2 separate regions of the Mus musculus genome follow, and region 1 is linked to region 2. Evidence: chromatin contacts called from ENCODE Hi-C or POLR2A ChIA-PET data. All regions are on one chromosome and are shown on one strand. The core of a region is the stretch at or near the end of the contact, and the rest is flanking DNA. Distances in the headings are between cores, read along the strand shown.

Region 1 (3,886 bases), core at 1,087-3,586, 630 kb before region 2:
AGAGAAGAGATGGCTCATGAACTAGCTAAACTTGCTATGACTTCTAACATTTAACAGTGGTGAAGAATCCCAGCATAGTGGGCCTTTACCTGTTTAAATAAACTGCTTTTTAATTAAATCTGTAAGTTACTTTCCTCATGACGTTTACATAACATGTTTTATATCTACTCTTCCACTTTTTTAGACAAAAAAAATGTTTTTTTTTTAATCATCTAACACCTCAAAGCCAAGATGAGAATAGAGACTTTAAACATTTAGCTCCTGATGGACATAGATTGAGTGAACATTTATAGCACTGGTTGGTAAACTTTCCCTCACCCTAGCAGCTGCTGAGGTACCTCTCAATCTCCTTTTGTATTCAAGCTACTGCAGGCCAGTTACATCCAAGTGGTATTGGATGTATCCCCCCATCTTTGTTGCCTGACTGGGACTGTACAAATGCAGGTATCACGTGCAAGAGAGAACCTTGAAGAATTGTTGAAAGTAAACGTGACAAGTTTCTACCTGATTATATCCAGTTTGGTAGCATCCATCATTTCTTTGTATCTCTGGAAGTTTCAGATTGTTTTCTGCAAGTGCATCATCGTTGTTCATACAATCAGAATTGCCATTGCACAACTGCAAAAGATTACCAGAGCAATCACTTAAACACCTCTTACAACAAGCACCACTAGAGGGCCAAGTCATGCTCTTTCATAGCCAGGACACAGAAAAGGGAAGCTATACCTTCTTAGAACCCTACTAAGCAGCCCAATAAATAAAAATGCACCCTTAGGCTCAGTCCCTTGGCTTTAAGCTTGTTACTCTCCTAAGTATTTCCTATGTTTCAATAAAGAATTATTGATGTCCCTCTTATACATTTGTCTCAAGGATTCAACGATAAAAACTGCCCAGCATAGAGTAGGAACTTGGTAAAGGACAGAAATTTTGATGATATCTTGGGGCAAATAAATTTAAGTCACAGAATATTCCATCTGGAAGGGTCTGTGCCATTATCTGTAACTCCATAATTATGCAGATAAAGAGTACTAAATAGTTGAGGATTTTCCCAAGATTACAAAGTTGGTTCTACACACCCAGACCTAGGCTATTAATCTTGTTTGTGATTTTTTTTTTCCTTTCTGTCAAGCAGAGTCAAAATACTTTTCATTTAAAGATGGGAGATATTTTAATCTAGGTAGGGTTGGTTGGGTTTTTTTTTTCTTGTTTGTTTGTTTGTTTGTTGTTGTTGTTTTTTTTTTTTTTTTTTTTTTTTTGAGAAAGGATCTCTCAATGTAGTCTTGGATATCCTGGAACTCAATATGTAGACCAAGCTGGCCTCTAACTCACAGAGATCTTCCTGCGTGTGCCTCCCAAGTGCTGGGAGGCATCCACCACCATGCCCAGCCTAATCTAGGTTGTGTGTGTGTGTGTGTGTGTGTGTGTGTGTTAGCACTTTATTGGGCTCTATACAATATGCATCTTATCTGGGCTGACCCTAGAGCATCCTGATTTCACACACACAGAACTTACTACATTCAGCCAAAAAGCACTTTCTGGTCCTTGTAGACTTCAAGGGATAAATGAAGGCAAAGAGATAAGGAAAAAGGAATAATGAGGGAAAAGGAATCCCCACCTAAGAAGCAATAGCTAAATTGGAACAGAGAATGGCCCACTGTGAATTTTCTAGAAATGCAGTCACATTCTGTATCTTCCAGACAGGAAAGGAACCCCTTCCCAACCTCCACTCAAAACCAGCAAAGAGGTGAGAAAGAGAGAACACAGTCTAGTCTGACCTTTAGCTTCAAATCCTAAGGGCCCTAGATCCCAGCAGAGAATTTCTAATTCAAGAGCAAAGAGAATGAATGGACGCCCACACTGGGTCTTCATCAGTTTCACAGCCTACCCACCTCTTTTCTCATTTCCACGATTTCCCAGAGAACATGTGTAATTAAGCCTCCGACTTGTGAAGTGGTATAGACAGGTCTGTTGGGAGTGGTATCCTCTGTGAAGTCTCCTCTCCGGACTTGTGAAGTAGGGAAGGCCGTGGTTGTCACCAGCATCAGTCCCAAGAAGGCAACTGGATGGAAGTCTCCTGCGTGGAGAAAAGGGAAAACCGGCAAGTGAGCAGATAGCACAGTTGGGCGCCTGCTGCTAGCTGATGGCTGCTGGCCAACCCACAATGCTGGCTCTCTGCCTCACACTCCTCTCTCACAGTCTCAATAGCTCCGCCAGAGGGCAAGGAACTGCCTTCACTTACTTGCAGAGAGGAACTTCATAGCGGTTTCTGGAATTGACTATCGTTCTTGGTGGGCTCCAGAGCAGAATGAGCTACAGACATCCCCAGTCTCATATTTATTAGGAGTCAACTCTCTAATTTTGAGACTCATGGGAAAATCCCACATTTGATAAAAATCTTTGTTGGAGGGTGGGGGTGGGGCCAGAGTGGGTGGGGCTGATTGGAAACCTTATTAAGATTGCACAATGTGACGTCGTTTAGCATCGAAAGAATCACAACTAGGAAGGGGAAAGTGTGCTTAAGTCATCCTTGAGGCTAGCCCTAAGAAGCATGAGCACTCTTCTTTTTTTTCTTTAAAAGTGACTCAGCACTTGAGCATGTCTTGATGGGAAAGAAAACTGAAATTCACAATGTTTTATAAGGAGAAAGAGAAGCTAAAGCTGATGTTATTTAAACGCAGGCACGCGCGCATGACAGACGACACACACATACACACACACACACACACACACACACACACACACACACACACACACATGAATAAGAGGCTAGGATTCTTTTGTATGTCTGTAAGGATCTACAGATGTTCTGACCTGAGTTTTTTCAGATCATACAAAGACACACACTCCCTCTCCCACCCCCAGCACCCAACCTGGACAACAGACAGTAATGTTGCATATTGCTTGTTTTTCCTGTGTCTTGTCAGGACCAGTTGTTTCTAATGGTTTGTTCACCTCCAAATTTTGTGCAGTTGTTTCCAGGAGTTGCCAGGTGGGTAAAGTGGGTGAAGTACAGAAATATCTTCTGTCTGTTGTCAAGCAATCTTGGCTTCCAAGTCCAAGCCTATTCTCTGCATTCTCCCCAGTGGTCTCTTGGCTATCTTCTTAGTTAAGACCTTTAGTCTCTGTGAGAGTTGCCCTTATCTGTTAGTGCTGATCCCACTGCTGCCAGGACACCCCAAAACATTTCCAGGTCATGCAAGGAGGCTTGAAGGTCTGTTGCAGTCCTCATGTTGTTGAAGTTTCTTTGATTCATGGTATATGGAAGATAAAGATATCGAAGAAGGACCTCATTGTATCTTAGCTAGCTTGTGTTTGAAGCTCCCTTCTACTGGATGACAGGATTTGAATCTGAAGGTGGTACGTCTCACTCTGAATAACCCCTCCAATGCTCAAGTCTTCTAGGCTGGGTCAAACTTAAACAGACTTCTTCCCTTTGGTTAGTTTCTTTTTCAGACTAGTTCCTGGTTTTCTGTCCACCTGTCTCCAGATATCTAGCTAGCATTCAGAATGATTCCAGGCTGAAAGTAGGCTCTGTACATAAAATCCAAAACCATTTACAAAACACACTCTCAGGATCACAATCAGCTTCTTCACTCTGCAGATTGCCTTAAGATTCTTGTTTTCTTATGCTCCCATGTTTAATAGTTCAAGAATTATATATCACTAGCATAGTTTCTCCTAGAATTCAATGTGAAGAAAAAAATTACACTAAAATAAAGAGAACAGCTTTATATCTAGCAGATTAATTTATATTGAGAATGCAAAAGGAGAATATAAGTACACTCTAAAGAATGTAACCCAGTGTAAACACACAGGCGATTAGAGTAGATTAAAATGAAAAGCCGGTTGATTCTTGTGAAGAAATCAGAAGGGGAATAAACTAGGA
Region 2 (3,608 bases), core at 421-2,920:
CGTCACCTCTCCTTCGGGTCTGGGACGATCCCAGTGCACTGGAACAATAAATTCCGATTGCGCCAGGTGTGGTGGCGCATGCCTTTGGTCCCAGCACTCAGGAGGCAGAGGCAGGCGGATTTCTGAGTTCGAGGCCAGCCTGGTCTACAGAGTGAGTTCCAGGACATCCAAGGCTACACAGAGAAACCCTGTCTCGAAAAACAAACAAACAAAATAAATAAATAAATTCCACGTGGTTCACTCAGGGGGTCCTCGGTAAGCTAAGGCTCCCTGGAGTCTTACAGTGCTTGGCAGGGGAGTGGTGTCCATTTTTGAAGTTGGTTATCTTGGCTAAGTTTAAAAGTGCCAAAGAAAATGAAACAAATAAAACTGAATGAAAGCTGGGTAAGCTTCCATGAATAGCCCTGCAACAGAAATGTAAGGGTTTAAATGGTTGCAGTATTCAATTGGAAAGATGTGAAATACTTTCTGGAATATCTGCCCCAGAGCTACACACCTCAAAAGCTGATGTGTTTATCCTTTGATTTGGACAGATTAGCCCAGGAATCATCCAGATCAGTTCAGGTGGGTATTTAACCTAGCTCCCAGAACGCGGTTGTCCAGGAAAAAGGTCTTTTTCCTTGTTCTTTAGGGCTGAGACATTTAAAGACACGTCAAAGGCAAACTGGTTTGAATTCAGACACGTTGTTGCTGACTGATGAGCCTGCTGTATCGGGAACACACGCTGGGAGCAAGACTCAGGTTCCCCAGGCTCTTCTACCAAATGAACCCAGAATCAAAATTGCAAATAATCCTTTTAATTCCAGCTGTTTTGGCCCAGGCCTTTAATCATGACTCCCCGGAAGCAGAGGCAGTCGGATCTCTTGAGTTTCAGGACAACCAGGACTGCATAGAGAACCCTGTCTAGAAAATCCAAATCAACCAACCAAATACTCCTTTAAATTCCAATTTTAAAACAAAAATTGCATAATGAAGGGAAATGGCTGTGTTGGCATACTTAGTCGTGCCTCATATCAAGGGCGTTGTTTAAGGCCTACAGAGGATCATTAACCATCAGAGCCCATCTTCAGACCTGGGGGCCCTAGGCTATCTCAGTTCTCCAGGACAGCGGCTCTCCTATCTCCGCAGAGGCAGAAGGACTTCAGAGTGCTAAGCTGCAACGGCTTTCCCGCTTTGCACTTGCTTGGGAGAGAAATTTTCCGTAGTAGGCCCTAGGTCTTTAAGGTTGGTCGAGCCCAGTGCTAAACTCAGATTCTGAGAACAAGGGTGGAGCAAGGCGTGATCCAAAAGCCCCGGGGTGATCCAAAAGCTTCAATAAACAAGTGAGGGCGGGTGCACCTGTGCCCGGATCTCCAAATCCCGTTCGCACCAGGGCTTCCGCCTCTAGACCTCATCCCCTGCCTGGAGCTTCGGCCCGCCCTTACTCTGGGCAATGACTAACAAGGCTGGACCACAACACTTCAGGCCCAGCTCCGAGATTTATGTCCTGCTGCAGCACGCGTCAGAAGGCCACTTCAGTCCAGGACCCTAAAAACCCCGCCCCCGTTCCTCCAGTCTCTCTCCAAGGCGCCTAGCGACCTTCGGCCCAGCGCCCCACGCGCAGAGGCGCTCTTCTCTGACGTACGGCGCTCTCAGAGTGACGCACAAGTCCCGCCCCGACCTCAAGCCCCGCCCAGGCTGTGGCCATTCCCCGCCTCTTGTATCTTGAACCGCTTCTCCCTGAGCTCAGGCGGCGTTTTCCGATCCTGCTGCGGTCTAGGTGGCGTTTCTGTCCGGCCACGAGAGACTGTATAGCCCCGCCGCCCGCGGGCAATGGTGCGGCGGAGCGCGCAGACGCGGGCGGCCCTGCGGTGGGTATGAAAGGAGGATGGAAGGGCAGGACGAGGTGTCGGCGCGGGAGCAGCACTTCCACAGCCAAGTGCGAGAGTCCACGGTGCGTGGTCGGGCGGTTCCCTGGTGCTGCGCCGCGCGTTGGACCCAGGAGCGCAGCGTAGACCAGCACGGTCCCATAGTTTCTTCCCGGACCCTTCACGCATGTTGGCCTTCCAGCACCCCACTGGGTCTGCTGCAGACTGACTCCGACGCCCCGCATCACTTGAGACCCGTTCACCTGCTCCCCATCTTCTCACCTCTGTCACCTCCTGCTCTGTCACCCTACTGCTCTCTCCTCTTGTAGGTCTCCCTCGCGCCACCAGCGTTCTCTCCCCTCCTTTCTGTCCTCTCCTTACCTATGTTCCCTCCCCTTCATTCTAACTTCCTATCTTTCTCCTGTCACCTTTATACCCACCCACCACCCCGTACCTATGTCTTCCTTCCGCTGCGTCACCTGTGCTCCTCCCTTTCCCTGAGCTCCCTCCTATCATTTCTGCCCGCTTCCAGTCACCTGTGCCCACCTCTGGTCACCTGAGTTCGGCTCTCCTCCCAACACTTGTAGCCCGTCATCATCGGACCTCCTCAGTCACCTACACTTAACCTGCGTCCATTTCTCCTATACTCTCCCTATGCGTCCATTCAACTCATCTGCACCTTTATCATCTGCTTCACCATCTTCACCTGAGTTTATCCCGCATCTCCTGCTAACTGAGGGTATAGGGTGATGGGTGGCTGCCTCTTTTCTTCTAGCCGGGCGTGGTACCTGGTATCTGGGCTGAGCTTGCTGTGGCTCAGCTGTAAGTACAGACACCTGGCTTCCCAAGCTTCCAGCCCTGCAGTGGCTCTGGCCTCCCACCCGCATCTCCCTATACTCACACCCTCTCTAAACCCCTCTATCCAGGACAGAGTTAAAAACTTCCCGAGGAGTGTAGACAAGTCTTTCGTAGGAAGGGCGAGAGCAGGAACCTACAGTGCTGTCAAACAACTGCTCTGGAAAGGATGGACCCCTTTCATCCTGCTGTTTCTAGCAGGTCAGGAAGCCAGCTTGGCTCCCTAAGGTCTCTTTTGATGAGTGCCTTTCAGGATGCCCTACACTATTGTAAAAGAATTAGTTTGTGTCCCCATAACTCTGCAAAGTATGTTCAAGTTACATATTTGCATTCACCTCTCTTCTAGTTCACGTTCCCCTCTCAGTCACACCCTTGGTTTGAGGGAAACATTCTGGTTCAGTTTGTGCAGTTACTGATTTTGAAAACTGAGAACTGGCTTGCCGAGTCATACTGAAGTAAGAGGAGATGCATTAAATCTGAGTTGATAGAGTTTAGTACAATGTAGTTGGTTAATTTTTATTTTTATTACTTCTTTGATTATTTCATACAATGTATTTTGAGCACATTCATCCCTCCCCAGCCCCTCCCGGACCTCTCTCCACATTCCCAACTTCATGACTTTTTTTTTTTTAAACCATTTGAATCAAATTTGTGCTGCCTTTCCATGCTTGGGTGTGTGGGCATTTATCGGAGGTTATGGTTGACCTATGAGTAGCGCACTTTAAAAAAAAAACTGACTCTTTTTTAGCAGCTGTCAGTTGTCAATAACTCCTCAGATAGGGGTGGGTCTTCATGTTTACTTCTTTCTTCATACTGAGATTTTTGACTGACTTGGGCTTGCCCAGGTTTTGTATGCATTGTTAAAAACCACCCTCAGTTCATTTGTATAGCTGCCATAACTGGAAA

Evidence for each region. A loop is a pair of places that touch in the nucleus more often than their neighbours do. ChIA-PET counts read pairs that join two places held with the same protein, here RNA polymerase II (POLR2A).
Region 1: a loop to region 2 is called in a map of heart, with 3 times the contacts of the local background. The contact joins the promoter of Il6 here to the promoter of Lmbr1 in region 2. A Hi-C loop is called at or near these places in 1 of 37 maps with a recorded cell type or tissue (heart). POLR2A ChIA-PET finds 5 or more read pairs at or near these places in 1 of 5 experiments (Patski).

The regions. Positions count from the first base shown.
Region 1 is chr5:30,011,564-30,015,449 of GRCm38, reverse strand. It overlaps Il6 (interleukin 6), which reads right to left and starts at 2,336. Exons shown (of 5, transcript NM_031168.2): 1 at 2,240-2,336; 2 at 1,890-2,074; 3 at 505-618. The coding sequence starts at 2,258. The region is part of intron 1 of A230098N10Rik (a long non-coding RNA gene); the gene reads left to right.
Region 2 is chr5:29,376,452-29,380,059 of GRCm38, reverse strand. It overlaps Lmbr1 (limb region 1), which reads left to right and starts at 1,670. Exons shown (of 17, transcript NM_020295.3): 1 at 1,670-1,933. The coding sequence starts at 1,868.